2 separate regions of the Homo sapiens genome follow, and region 1 is linked to region 2. Evidence: chromatin loops called from intact Hi-C (ENCODE). Cell type or tissue: HCT116. All regions are shown on one strand. Each heading gives the region's core, and the rest is flanking DNA. Links, peaks and the distances in the headings are about the cores only.

The links. A loop is a pair of places that touch in the nucleus more often than their neighbours do. Peaks named below come from ENCODE experiments on the same cell type or tissue, not always from the same donor. Only the 100,000 strongest peaks of a DNase experiment are listed, where the experiment ranks them.
Region 1: a loop joins it to region 2, with 4 times the contacts of the local background. A loop is called at or near these places in 6 of 110 quality-filtered maps.

What each region holds. Positions count from the first base shown.
Region 1 is chr1:200,506,012-200,513,166 of GRCh38, forward strand. No RefSeq gene overlaps it. Among named protein-coding and RNA genes, the nearest start is that of ZNF281, 100 kb to the left of the region's middle. RefSeq lists a silencer at 4,340-4,389. In HCT116, for the core only: a CTCF peak has its summit at 4,317 (motif pointing left); a DNase peak (open chromatin) is centred at 4,300.
Region 2 is chr1:198,752,869-198,761,502 of GRCh38, forward strand. It overlaps PTPRC (protein tyrosine phosphatase receptor type C), which reads left to right. Exons shown (of 33, transcript NM_002838.5): 32 at 1,401-1,536; 33 at 3,038-4,608. The coding sequence ends at 3,313. Among named protein-coding and RNA genes, the nearest start is that of PTPRC-AS1, 90 kb to the left of the region's middle. In HCT116, for the core only: no CTCF peak of the experiment used is centred there; a DNase peak (open chromatin) is centred at 3,789.

The DNA of each region.
Region 1 (7,155 bases), core at 2,812-6,811, 1.8 Mb after region 2:
ATAGGCATTGATTTACACAAACACTGGTCTATTAAATATGAGCCCAGAAGATTTGGGGAATTCAGAGACATGCAAACTGGAGATGGGAGGGGAAGCGAGTCTTACACCAAGAGGCAAGCGGGCAATTTCTCTACAAGCAATGCAAGTCGAGTCTCTGGCAAGTGAAGGGCACTTTGCTAAAAATCAGGAATGTGGAAGAGAGGAGAGATGCTCTTGTAAATGGAAATGTTTCCTTGCTTCATAAGCAAATCTTTTCTAGTTATCTATCAGTGCAAATGGCCATGCTTAGACATTACACACACTACTCAATCATGGAGACATTGAAATGCAAAATAAATTCTCCTGGTGAATTTTCCAGAATAAATTATTGAAGATCATGGATAAGAGAATTTGGCTTTGGTGGACAAAAGAGAGTGAGAGAGAAGACATTTGGCGATGGTTTCTTTTTGTCTTTGGTGAAGAAAAGATAAACAAGGCAGAAGGAGGTGAGGAGAGATGTGGAAGGAGAAAGACCTGCAGATTGGTATTTGGACACAAGGAGCTCGTTTTAGCGACACCAATATCCTTTTGGGAGTTTGCAATGGCGGCTCTCAGGCACAGCACAAAACTGCTCCTGTTGCCTGGATGCCGCCAGCCGCCACCCAGCTCTGCCACGGGAGGTGTCGTAAATGTGTTTTATGTGTTGTGTTGCTCGCTGCAGCCTCATCGTCCCCAGGCTGTTGTCATCTCCTAATTGTACAGAACAAAGACCAATGTCTGACCAGAGCGACGAGTGAAATTACCCACCTGACCCTCACCTCTCTGATGGGCTTCACTTTCAGAAGCTTGCCCAATCCCATAGGTTGGATCCGGAGACCATTTTTGTAGCGACATTGATGCCTTTTTCCAGTCTCACAGGGGAATTTTCCAATTACACACACAAAAATAAAACCCCCAAACCTGACAGCGGTAGGAGGAGGCTCCAGAACTATTGCTGAGACACCAAAAGCTGCTTCTCATTAAAGGTGAGATTTAGTGCACAAGTTTAAACTGGGAACTTGCAAGAGAAGGTAGGTGCTGCAAGCTCTGTCATACTTATTTCTACTTGAGACAAAGCAGCAGATGGGGCATTGGGGGTGGAAGGAGCATGAGTGACCCAACACCCTTCTTGCTGACTTAGTAAACTGTACCCATTCTAGGCCACCTATAGCAACCTGCCCTCCTGCACCACTCTGAGGCTTTCCTTCACACACTCCCTCCTCAAAACCCACTCTCTCTCTCTTTTTTATTTTATTTTATTTTTTTTAGAGACAGGATCTTACTCTGTCAGGCTGGAGTGGAAGGAAGAAAGGAAGGAAGTCATATTGCATATGACTATGCAGTAGTATAGTCATAGCTCACTGCAGTCTTGAACTCCTGGGCTCAAGTGATCCTCCCACCTCCGTCTCCAGAGTAGCTGGGACTGCAGGGATGCATCACCATGCCCAAAGGTCCACTCTCCTCTCTGAACTCTCAGAGCAGGGTTTTGGTTTCACCTACCAGATCCTCACCCCAGGCTGCCCTTTTTTTTTTTTTTTTTTTTTTTTTTTTTTTCTGAGACAGAGTTTCACTCCTGTTGGAGTGCAACAGCGTAATCTTGGCTCACCACAACATCCGCCTCCCAGGTTCAAGCAATTCTCCTGCCTCAGCCTCCCGAGTAGCTGGGATTACAGGCATGCGCCACCATGCCTGGCTAATTTTGTATTTTTAGTAGAGACAGGGTTTCTCCATGTTGGTCAGGCTGGTCTCGAACTCCCGACCTCAGGTGATCTGCCCAACTCGGCCTCCCAAAGTGCTGGGATTACAGGCGTGAGCTACAGTGCCTGGCCCAGGCTGTCCATCTTCATGCTGCTGTGTGCTGACTTCTCAGTCTACTGCAGCTCTTTTCGGGCAGCAATCCTGTCTTCCCAACATTGCTGATTTCAGCAATTTAAATTGTCTTGATTATGTTGATTTCTTAAGGGTTATTTTTAAATGCGATGAAATATTTTATCTTTACATGACTTTTTTATTTTATTTTATTTTATTTTATTTTATTTTCATAGAGACAGGGTCTTGCTATGTTGCCCAGGCTGCTCTCAAACTCCTGGGCTCAAGTGATCTGCCTGCCTTGGCCTCCCAAAGTGCTGGGACTACAGGCGTGAGCCACCACACTCAAACTTTTACAGGACTTCATATAAGTAAATGAACAAATCAATAAAAACCATCTTCTAGAAACACATGACTATTTTTATCCTGAAAACATGATCACTATACATTTCTTCCTTTGACAAATCATTCTTGATACCTGCTGGGTATCTGACACATCTGGAAATGATGAACAAAATAGATACATCATCACTGCCCTGGTGGAGTTCACAGTCTAGGCAGGGAGACAATCCAATAAGAAAACAAACATGACAGCTGCCCGCAGTGGCTCATGCCTGTAATCCCAGCACTTTGGGAGGCCGAGGCGGGCAGATCACGAGGTCAGGAGATCGAGACCATCCTGGCCAACATGGTGAAACCCCGTCTCTAATATAACACAAAAAATTAGCCAGGCGTGGTGGCGGGCGCCCGTAGTCCCAGCTACTTGGGAGACTGAGGCAGAGAAATCGCTTGAACCCGGGAGGTGGAGGTTGCAATGAGCCGAGATTGCACCACTACACTCCAGCCTGGCAAGAGAGAGAGACTCCGTCTCAAAAAAAGAAAAGAAAAGAAATATGACATATTAAAAAAGAAAAACAAGGGCTTCGGTTTTTAAAATTGGCTTTGGAGCCAGATAAACCCATGCTCAAATTTTGAATCTACTGTTTACTAGCCCTGTGACCTTGAACACGTTGCTTAACCTCTCTCTCTCTCGGTTTCCTTGCTTGTAAAGTAACAATAACAATAGTATTTTTCATACCTGGCTGGAGTGAGGATTAGATGACATAATATATGCAAAGCCTTTAGAACAGTGCCTGACATATAGTGATATCTCAGTAAACAATAACTTCTGTGATTATTATTATTAATAAAGCTCTCTTTTAAGGCATCATCTCCAACCACGTCTAATGAATTGCCACTCAGTATTTGGTTCTCTGAAAAAGAAAACACATAGCTATGAATTAAAACTAAGCAACAAACAAAACATTACCTAACTTCCATTCTAGGCTGGACAGTCTTATGAGCACTTCAAGGATAAACACTGCTAGAAATTCTCCCATTAGCTTTCAGTATCTCTGGATGTCTCTGAGTGAATGAGTGAATGTCTCATTCTTTTTTTTTTTTTTTTTTTTGAGACGGAGTCTCGCTCTGTCGCTCAGGCTGGAGTGCAGTGGCACGATCTCAGCTCACTGCAACCTCTGCCCTCTGGGTTCAAGCAATTCTGCCTCAGGCTCCCAAGTAGCTGGGACTACAGGCGCCCGCCATGACGCCCGGCTAATTTTTGCATTTTTAGTAGAGACAGGTTTTCACCATGTTGGCCTGGTTTGTCTCGAAGTCCTGGCCTCAAGCCATCCGCCCACTATGGCCTCCTAAATTGCTGGGATTACAGGCGTGAGCCACCATGCCTGGCGTTTTTGTGTTTCGTTTTCTTTTGTTTGTTTGTTTTAGACAGTCTTACACTGTCGCCCAGGCTGGTGTGCAGTGGCGCGATCTCGGCTCATTGCAACCTCTGCGTCCCGGGTTCAAGTGATTCTCCTGCCTCAGCCTTCCAAGTAGCTAGGATTGCAGGCACCCGCCACCACGCCCACCTATTTTTTTTTTTTTTTTTTTTTTTTTGTATTTTTAATAGAGACGGGGTTTCACTATGTTGGCCAGGCTGGTCTCAAAGTCCTCACCTCGTGAGCCGCCTGCCTCAGCCTCCCAAAGTGCTGGGATTACAGGCGTGAGCCACCGCGCCCAGCCTTTTTTTTTTTTTAACCAGGAAAAAAATGAGAATTTTATCAGCAGCTTCAATCAAGACCAGCTCCCAAATGTGCATGGAAAACCAAGAATAGAAATCAAGCTCAAAGGGCACTCAGAAACTGACTCAGAAAACTCCAAGAGCCTCGTGCACACACAGTCAGTGTTCATAAACTTTAATAACTGCATTATTTCTATTGGCCTCAAGGTATAAAAATGGATATAAAATGTCACAAGAGAACATTTTGAGAGTGTTTAGAGATATTTCTTTTCACAAGTTTAAGAACAAAAAAATTAATATTTTTATGCTGCTTCTTTCATCTCTCTTTAGTTTGTTTTGAAGTTAAGACTTGAAGTCCAAGAGCAAATACCCATTAGTGCCCCAGAGTGGGTCATCATATTCCTGTGAGACACTGCCATCTAGTGGCCAATGTGAACACAACAGTGGATGGCTAGACCTCTTTGTCCCTCAAACTCGAGGTTTTATTGTGCAAACCTATGCGATTCCTTTCGCTGGTACTCCCACTGATTATACTGCCAATAGCTTCTAGGCTTTCAAATGAATGTTTTTCTTTTCTCAATATGAAGGGCACAAATGGGCTATAATAAAAACCATAAACTACTTGGGTTGAAGAATTAAGTATTTTTTGTATTTGGAAAAATGGTGTTTGGATAGAAGGAAAACCCGGCTAATTTGTAAACAGTGAAAGTGATAGCACAAATCTACTATTTTGAGATTTGAGGGGAAAGCAAGCATTGTGTGAATTCTGTGTCTTAACAGTAATAGCAAATAATATTGAAAACATATGATCAATGCAGAATAGGTCATTTACATGTATGTAAACATGATAGGGGCTTCATATATATTATTTCATGCAGCCCTCACAATGGCACTGCAAGCTCCATTCATCCCTACCTAGCAGCTCAAACAGATGAAACTTACACAGCTAGTAGGTGAGGATTCAAGACCAAGACTGTATTTTCCTGAAGGCAGATACTCTGAAGTCCTATCTTCTTAGCTAGTATCTGGCACATAATGACTGTTCAGTAAGTATTTATGAATGAATGAGTGCATGAAGAAATGAATGAGTCCTGCCCAGGCACGGTGGCTCACGCCTGTAATCCCAGCACTTTGGGAGGCTGAGGCGGGAGAATGACTTGAGGTCAGGATTTCAAGACTAGCCTGGCCAACATGGTAAAACACTGTCTCTACTGAAAATACAAAAATTAGCCAGGTGTGGTGGCAGGTGCCTGTAATCCCAGCTACTCAGGAGGCTAAGGCAGGAGAATCACTTGAACTCGAGAAGTGGAGGTTGCAGTGCGCCAAGACCGTGCCATTGCACTCCAGCCTGGGTGACAAGAGTGAAACTCCATCTCAAAAAAAAAAAAAGAAAAAGAAAAAGAAAGAAAGAAATGAGTCCTATGGCAGAAACCACTAGTAATCACCAACATCTGTGCTCCTCACTTCTTCCTGGGCACACTGCTAGACTGCATTTTCCAGTCTCCTTTGAGGTTAGGTGTGGACAAGGGACTAAATTCTACCCATTGGAAACATTACGTCCAGACCTGGCCTATTAAAACATTCTACATGGGATGCTCCTTTTCTTTTCCCATCTGCTGGCTGGAAGGAGAAGATCCAAGAACCTAAAGGAGGGTGGAGCCACAAGGTAGAGTTGGATCCCTGCATGACTGCATGGAGTAGAGTGCCCCATTGACCCACATTAAAATGTGACATGAGTGAGAAATAAAGTTTTATTGTGTTAAGCTGCTCAGTGTAAGGGTTGTTTGTTAGAGCAATCAGCTTGCCCAGACTACTAAAACTCCCAGATAGTCCTTTTGAAATTGTGAATATTGGCCGGGCGCAGTGGCTCACGCCTATAATCCCAGCACTTTGGGAGGCCAAGGTGGGCGGATCACAAGGTCAGGAGATCGAGACCGTCCTGGCTAACATGGTGAAACCCCATCTCTATTAAAAATACAAAAAATTATCTGGGCGTGGGGGTGGGCGCCTGTAGTCCCAGCTACTCGGGAGGCTGAGGCAGGAGAATGGCGAGAATCCGGGAGGCAGAGCTTGCAGTGAGCCGAAATCGTGCCACTGCACTACAGCCTGGGCAAGAGTGCGAGACTCTGTCTCAAAAAAAAAAAAAAAGAAAAGAAAAGAAAAAAGAAATTGTGAATATTGCCTTCTCTATACCAGAAAGATATCCAACATTGTTACTACTTTAACTTAAACCCTGTGCAAGTGAATAAAGATCTTTAGATTTACTTTTATAAGTAGCTCACACAATCACTGGACAGTCTTTATAAAATCAGGGAACTTCTCTCCCTCTTTCTTTTTCTTAGATTTCCACTGAAGCTGAGTTAGACCAAAGGAGAAAGAATTTTTGCTCAGTCGGCTTAAAATGCTAAAGTTTCCGTCAGGGTTTAGTATGCAGCCTGTGAGACTCCATGTTTCATGAAATAAAGCTAAGTCTGCTCTCCAACACATCTATTTTTAAGATCCCTAGCATCTGATCCTGACTCAGCTAAGCGAATCATGCTTAACTCTGTTGGTCACACATCAACCCACAGAATGAAGGGGTGTAGGGCACAAAACACAGTGCAGCTGGGTTTATACTGACACAAGCTCTTTACTACCTGCACAGAGAGCATTCCAAATTATGAAGGAAACACAGTTGTGGCCATTCTCTTGAATGTGTACAATCTATTTACAATTAAAGCCATTTTGACTTTTTTTACATACATGTGCATATAATTCTACTTCTGCAATTGCCCACTTAACTTTCTAGTAGGTTTTAAGGCATCTACTAATTTTTTTTCCTTGCTAATTGTTCTGACAAGGAAATACATAATGTTCAATACTAGTCACCCAAGAGAGCTATTATCTGCCTCTAATTTTCCTTTCTGTCGTCTGCCGGGGACTTTTAAGAGGCTTTCTCCTGTTGGATTAGAATTAGCAAGACACCTGAGAAAAGAGGCAGGCACATTCATGGGAGAACGCTTTATTTCAATTGGTGCATAGGCTTATAAAATTCAAAATTTTTTAAATTTGACAAAATCATTTTAGCATATATCTGAAATAATAGACAGTTGAGAATAGTTAGAAAATTCTGACAGAGAAGAACGGTAAGGAAGGATCTGCCTTACCGGATATTAAAGCAAATTGAAAGGCACATTCACTGAAACAATGTGGTAGTGACACGAGAATAAGTCAATAGATCAATGAAGTACAAAAGATGGTTCTAAAACGGACCCTAAAATATTTAAGCT
Region 2 (8,634 bases), core at 2,018-6,017:
ATAACCACAGTAAAAACTTCTTATGGAGTCGGTCACTCTCTTGGTTGTTTCCACAACACAACTATTGTAGAAATATAATAGAAGTGATTATATTATAGTGCAATAATTTTAAGTTGTGTTTTTTAATACTTGGTGTCATGTCATCTTTGATTCCTTGGTAGCTAACATTGAGCCAGGAATGTCATTTGTGTGAATGAATTAATGAATGGAAGGGTGTGTGAACAGATAGGTAGATGGGTATCACCTTACACATATACCCATATACATTGATCTACTCTATTAGGTGTCACAAAGACACCTAATATGTTTAATGAACACAAAGTTTATTAAACATATTTTAAGTTAAATATTAACTGAAATCACAAAGCTTAGCAATTTTGATTTGAAACTCATTATTTAATTTTCTAAACTGAACCAAAGGCAAAGATTGTGGTAATATCAATAATACTACTAGATTTTATTAGTTTCTTCATCTGTGATAGGTGCTTACATATTCACCTTAAATAAGCAATATAATTGAAAGAAAGATATATAATATAAAAGTTTACATGAAAAAGAATATTGAAGTAAATGAGAAACGAAAAATAGTAAAGTAAAATGAGAAATGTTTATCTAGTGAAAAACTTTTGGAATTTTTGAAAAAGTCTAATTGTTATTATTGGAATTGCATATACTAGAATCAAGCCTTAAGAAATATATGAATTTTCAGCATTTATGTGGAAAGAAAGCTGAGGAAGGGAAGTTTACACTGTAAAACTATATATGTTTCTTAGAATATGATTTATGTACAATAACTAAAGTGTCCTGCTGATAACATATTGTTTAAATTGAATCTTTATGATAATGCTTTATACTTCTCATTGTTTGGTAAACTATTTGATTGCCCTCTTTTTAGTGAATAATTCTACTAGGTATTACTTTTCTACTGATGCAGAAGTGAAAACATTTGTGAAACGTGGTAGAGAGGCAGAAGAGTGAAGAAGAGCATGTGTTCTAGTAATTTACAAAATATTAGGTCTAATATTTCTGATTACATCAGCTTTCTCTTCTCCAAATCTTGGTTTCCTTATCTATCATACTGGCATTCTGATATTGGTTTCAACAACTTCAGATGTAAATAAAAATGCATTAAAATCCATAAAATACTAAATAAAAGAAAATATATTTGTAAAGTCGAAGACAAATAAGTTTTCAATTCCAGGATTATCACACTCTTAAATTGAAAAATTTGCCTAAAAATGCATTTAGCGTAAATAATTTGGTTCTTGAAAGAGGTTGGAATAAGATAATTATGATAAACATGAAGCAAAAAATATATTCTCTCTCTTCCTGTTTTTATTCTAATATCACCCTTTTTGGTGAGAAGTAGGATTATTTTCTATCTTTTCTTTCTTTTATAGGGATGGATCTCAGCAAACGGGAATATTTTGTGCTTTGTTAAATCTCTTAGAAAGTGCGGAAACAGAAGAGGTAGTGGATATTTTTCAAGTGGTAAAAGCTCTACGCAAAGCTAGGCCAGGCATGGTTTCCACATTCGTAAGTATCCTTCACCATTGCTTTTAACATGCTCGGAATTTTTTTTTTCTTTTTGACGGTTTCCTTTTTTCTTTTCTCCTCTCCTTTCCTCTCGTTTGTTCTTTTTTCCCCTTTCCTTTTCTCTTCTCTATTTTCTTTCCTATTCTTTTAGCTTTTCTACTTTTACATGATAATTCACATTAAATTATTATAAGTCTAAATAAGAGCCTAAAGTTTACTAGCACTTTGTTGTGACAGTTCATGAAGAGCCTTTCCCTAAATGCTCATGAATTTCTTAATTTTCTTTCCTTCACTCCTGTATCGATTTGTGTTGTGTAACAAACCACCCCCAAATTTGGGAGCCTAAACAAATAACATTTATTATGGTTCAGTAGTCTAATGATATGCTGGAATGTTCTGCTGGTGCCCTCAGGCTCAGGCAATAGAGACCAGGCTGACTCATGTGTCTGCCTTCAGCTGATGTGTGCCCTACAGTTTGGCTGGTCTAAAGTGACCTACACTGCCAGTAGGCTGGCATGTGGCTGCCATTTAGCTATGGCAACAACAGTGAGTGGGCCACATGTCCCTCCTCATCCAGAAGACTAGCCCAGGCCTATTCACATTAAAGCAGCAAGTTCCACAAGGGAAAGAAGACTTGTGTGAGACCACTTGAGGCCCAGGCTTAAAAGTGACACACATGTCTTCTTCTGTATGTTATTAGCCAAATAAATAAGTCATAAAGCCTGCCCAGATTCAAGGGGTAGGGAAATAGACTCCACTTCTTGAGAGGGCCTGCAAATTCACATTGCAAAGAAATGTGGATACAGGAAGGAAAATAAGTTTTATATTCTTGTAATCGATCTATCGTGTATACCCTCTATGTGGTAGTAACTGTAGATGGTCATCTGGGAATTAATCCTTATTCACAGTGTAAACTTAATTACTCACTAAAATATATAAAGCTTTTAATCATGTATGATATTGAGATTTCATATCTTGGTACTTAAAAATGTATCAAATGCTTGCTATGTGCTCTTGCTATAAAGAGCTAATTGGTATGAGGGAAAGCCAGGTATTTACTAATCAATGTAGTGAGTAAAATGACAGAAAAATTATAAGAAGAACATGAATGAGGGCATTTAATTTAAACTTTAGGAATCAAGAAACGCTTCTCGAAGCAGTGATTCCTGCCCTGATTCTTAAATAATGTGTAGGCATTAGACAGGAGGATAAGTACAAAACGTGGCATCATGAGCAAAGGCATGGAAATGGCCCATGAGCGGAGTGAACACTGGTTTGGGGTTGCTCCAAGGTAAAGTTCAAAAAGTATCCTGCAGTCAACCCTTTAGCACCATAAAGAAACTAAATTATTTAGATGTTTTTATGAGAACATATCAAAAAGTACTTTTCTGTCATCCAATACTTCCACAAATAAATCATTAGTTCTTGCTAATCTTCATCTGGCATAAAAATAATGACATCAACTTTCTTCATGTAATTTCCCACTTAATTCCTTTACTAGGAGCAATATCAATTCCTATATGACGTCATTGCCAGCACCTACCCTGCTCAGAATGGACAAGTAAAGAAAAACAACCATCAAGAAGATAAAATTGAATTTGATAATGAAGTGGACAAAGTAAAGCAGGATGCTAATTGTGTTAATCCACTTGGTGCCCCAGAAAAGCTCCCTGAAGCAAAGGAACAGGCTGAAGGTTCTGAACCCACGAGTGGCACTGAGGGGCCAGAACATTCTGTCAATGGTCCTGCAAGTCCAGCTTTAAATCAAGGTTCATAGGAAAAGACATAAATGAGGAAACTCCAAACCTCCTGTTAGCTGTTATTTCTATTTTTGTAGAAGTAGGAAGTGAAAATAGGTATACAGTGGATTAATTAAATGCAGCGAACCAATATTTGTAGAAGGGTTATATTTTACTACTGTGGAAAAATATTTAAGATAGTTTTGCCAGAACAGTTTGTACAGACGTATGCTTATTTTAAAATTTTATCTCTTATTCAGTAAAAAACAACTTCTTTGTAATCGTTATGTGTGTATATGTATGTGTGTATGGGTGTGTGTTTGTGTGAGAGACAGAGAAAGAGAGAGAATTCTTTCAAGTGAATCTAAAAGCTTTTGCTTTTCCTTTGTTTTTATGAAGAAAAAATACATTTTATATTAGAAGTGTTAACTTAGCTTGAAGGATCTGTTTTTAAAAATCATAAACTGTGTGCAGACTCAATAAAATCATGTACATTTCTGAAATGACCTCAAGATGTCCTCCTTGTTCTACTCATATATATCTATCTTATATAGTTTACTATTTTACTTCTAGAGATAGTACATAAAGGTGGTATGTGTGTGTATGCTACTACAAAAAAGTTGTTAACTAAATTAACATTGGGAAATCTTATATTCCATATATTAGCATTTAGTCCAATGTCTTTTTAAGCTTATTTAATTAAAAAATTTCCAGTGAGCTTATCATGCTGTCTTTACATGGGGTTTTCAATTTTGCATGCTCGATTATTCCCTGTACAATATTTAAAATTTATTGCTTGATACTTTTGACAACAAATTAGGTTTTGTACAATTGAACTTAAATAAATGTCATTAAAATAAATAAATGCAATATGTATTAATATTCATTGTATAAAAATAGAAGAATACAAACATATTTGTTAAATATTTACATATGAAATTTAATATAGCTATTTTTATGGAATTTTTCATTGATATGAAAAATATGATATTGCATATGCATAGTTCCCATGTTAAATCCCATTCATAACTTTCATTAAAGCATTTACTTTGAATTTCTCCAATGCTTAGAATGTTTTTACCAGGAATGGATGTCGCTAATCATAATAAAATTCAACCATTATTTTTTTCTTGTTTATAATACATTGTGTTATATGTTCAAATATGAAATGTGTATGCACCTATTGAAATATGTTTAATGCATTTATTAACATTTGCAGGACACTTTTACAGGCCCCAATTATCCAATAGTCTAATAATTGTTTAAGATCTAGAAAAAAAAAATCAAGAATAGTGGTATTTTTCATGAAGTAATAAAAACTCGTTTTGGTGAATTCTGTAATAGCTTATCATGAAGGTCAAACACAACCTTTAGATTGGTTTGGTTTTCTATATCTTTACTCTTTTGTCTGATTTTATATGTCTTAACTATACAGCACCGATTATTGTCCATTCAACTCACATTTATTTTGTGTCCCTACTTCTAATTATTTCACTATTGTAACATATAAAATTAACAATTAACCCTTATAGTAGTATATAGATCCTTGTGCTTATTTAACAGATGAAAAGAAGTAAATTTTACAATGAAGCCACAGTTTCTAATTTATATTAAGGTTACTTATTACATCTTTACTTATTAATGAGAAAAGGGGATTAGAATCACCAATTATGGGCACAAAAAATAAAGTTTGCTTTCACTTACCTCTTCAGTCACTCAAACTATTATGCATTCTTTTCTTTTATTGAAACTTGATCAGTTGCCATTTTCTAGATAATGTAGTTAAAATTTGCAGTTCTCATGTTCAATAGAACATTATGATGTATGCCTACTTTATCTGTTAATTGCTTCAAAATACAAATAGCAGAAAGTCTAAATAATCTACAAGCAAAGTTTTTCTTCAGAAGTTTCAATTGCAAGTAACATCTTCCAAATGTAGTTGTGTGTTTTAAATGTGTTTTCCACCTGACACTATCTTTTGAAAGATTAAAAACTACTTAGAAAATAGAGCAATAATAATTTCTATTAGTTTAAGAATCAAGCTTGAGACTTTTTTTCTACATATGGGAATTTGTTGTAAAGAAAGAGATGAAATAGTGGCTCAGAAAGCCCACTACTTTGTGAGAACATATACTAAACCGAAGGTGAGACCCATGGCACTAGAACATGGAATTATATGTCTATGATTTTTACCTGTAGAAAGAAATAATATGTGAATTATAGGTCTATGTCTATGGCCATGGGTTGCATTAATGGGGATCTGTTACAAGGTATAAAAGATTTATTTGCTAAAGTTTGGCACTGCCATTATTAATTCTAGGATCCAGTCAGAAATATTAAGCAAAAAGTTTTGACTTACAAAAGCCTGGTACACTGTAGGGATAATGTTATGAATCCAGAACATTACATTTATTGGGCAAAAAGAAACTTCTAGGTTTCTTTTAAAGTTGTTTGCTTTATTCCTGGTATTAGAATTCAATGGGAATAAAAGATACATTTAGTAAGCCTAAACTTCAGGTCCCAAGCTATTAATTGTGTACATAAGTGACAAATAAATATTTTCATTTAAGAGATATATATATTTTAATATTTTCTTGCAAGAGGAAAACTGTGTAAAGTGATTAGCTGAACATCTGTCTTTGCAAAGATAATTTTAAATGCGTTAAGCTTCCCCTCAGAATTCTTATATTTGTACAGAGAAATTTTCCTGTTTTTTTCCCTCTAAAATATTAAACATAAAATTTATTTTTACAACTAACTAGGACTGATCTTAATTTTAGATTTATACCAGATATTGGTTATAAGATGATTTCATAACACCATATTAGATCTGAATAAGTGAATGCTATTTGCTCCTAGCTAATTGCAGCATGTTTCTTGATATGAAGACCTTAAAATATATCACTTCAAAGGAAATGAATATCTGTTAAAATGAGTAGAAAAGGCTATGCTTTCAATCTCCTACACAAATTTTACATCTGGAATGATCTGAAGGTTCTTCAAAGACATTCAAAATTAGGCTTTTTTATGTCCTGTTTTAAGTGAAAATATTTATTCTTCTAAGGGTCCATTTTATTTGTATTCATTCTTTTGTAAACCTCTTTACATTTCTCTTTACATTTTATTCTTTGCCCAAATCAAAAGTGATTCCTAAATTTTAATTATATTTGTAGGACAATTAAAAGCTTTTGATAACTTACAACAAATGAATTCTTGTTTTTTGCTAAGATCCCGTAAAGAAAACTCTTCTTCTTTATTCAAACTATCCATGATTACTTTCTTCAAAATGACATGAAATTTGATTGTCAGATAAAATACAAGGCATTGGGTTACATTCGAATTTTAAATGAAACAAGAATAGTTTTTTAGTGCAAGTATGTCTCATGCAGTATTTGGGACATATTTGCACCAAAAATTGTTTCTTGTTTATTAGAAATTTAAATTTAACTTGGCATCCTATTTTTTTTAATCTCGCAGCTTTAACATGAAAGAATCAACTATATCTACTTCACTTAAAAGAACATTTGTAGTTCTCCTTGCAGAGAGAGACTTCACCTCTCTAGTTAGCTGTATTCCTAAGCATTTTATTATTTTTGTGGCAATTGTGAATGGGAGTTTGCCTCTCAGCTTGGCTATTGTTGGTTATAGCAATGCTAGTGATTTTTGCACATTGATTTTGTATCCTGAGACTTTGCTAAAGTTATTCATTATCCTGAGAAGCTTTTGGGCTGAGACTATAGGATTTTCTAGATACAGGATCATGACGGCTACAAGCAGGAATAGTTTGACTTCCTCTCTTCCTATTTGCATGCCCTTGCTTTCTTTCTCTTGCCTGATTGCCCTGGCCAGAACTTCCAATACTATGTTGGACAGTAGTGGCGAGAGAGGGCATCCTTGTCTTGTGGCGGTTTTCAATGGGAATACTTCCAGCTTTTACTCATTTAGTATGATGGTAGCTGTGGGTTTATCATATGTGGCGCTCATTATTTTGAGGTATGTTTCTTCAATACCTAGATTATCAAGAGATTTCAACATGAATGGATGTTGAATTTGATCAAAAATCTTTTCTGCAGCTATTGAGATAATCATGTAGTTTTTGTCTTTAGTTCTGTTTCTGTGATGAATCACATTTATTGATTTGTGTTTGTTGAACCAACCTTGCATCCCAGGGATAAAGTCTACTTGATCATGGTGGATAAGCTTTTTGATGTACTGCTGGATTTGGTTTGCTAGTATTTTGTTGAGAATTTTTGCATCAACATTTGTCAAGGATATTGGCCTGATGTTTTCTTTTTTTGTTGTATCTCCGTCAGGTTTTGGTATCAAGATGATGCTGGCCTCACTGAATGAGTTAAAAAGGAGTTCCACCTTTTCAGTTTTTTTTTGGAATAGTTTCAATAGGAATGGTACCAGCTATTCTTTGTACATATGGTAGAATTCAGCTGTGAATCCACTGGGTCCTGGGCTTTTTTTATTGTTGGTGGTGGTGGTAGGCTTTTATTACTGCCTCAATTTCAGAATTTATTATTGTTTTGTTCAGGGATTCATTTTCTTCCTGCTTCAGTCTTGGGAGGGTGTATGTGTCCAGGAATTTATCGATTTCTTTTAAATTTTCTAGTTAATGTGCATAGGGGTGTTTATAATATTCTGTAATAGTTATTTGTATTTCTGTGGGGTCAATGGTAATATCCCCCTTATCGTTTCTGACCGTGTTTATTTGAATCTTCTCTCTTTTCTTCTTTATTAGTCTAGCTAGTAGCCTATTTTATTAATTTTTTTTTCAAAAATCCAGCTCCTGAATTCATTGATCTTTTGAATTTTTTCATGTGTTTCAATATCCTTCAGTTCAGCTCTGATTTTGGTTATTTCTTGTCTTCTGCTAGCTTTGGGATTTGTTTGCTCTTGGTTCTCTAGTTGTTTTAGTACAAATCACTGCTCAAAGAAATCAGAGATGACATAAATAAATGGAAAAACAGTCCATGCTCTTGGACAGGAAGAAGCAATATTGTTAAAATGGCCATACTGCCCAAAGCAATTTATAGATTCAGTGCTATTCCTTATTAAACTACCATTGATATTCTTCACATAACTAAAAAACAAACAAACAAACAAACAAACAAAAAAGCCATTCTAAAATTCACAGAAAACCAAAAAAAAAAAAAAGCCTGAATAGCCAAGGCAATCCTAAGCAAAAAGAACACACTTGTAGGCATCATGCTACACCACTTCGAACTATGCCACAGGGCCACAGTAACCAAAACAGCATGGTACAGATACAAAAACAGACACATAGACCAATTGAACGGAATAGAGAACCCATAAATAAGATTGCACAGCTACAACTGTCTGATCTTCAACA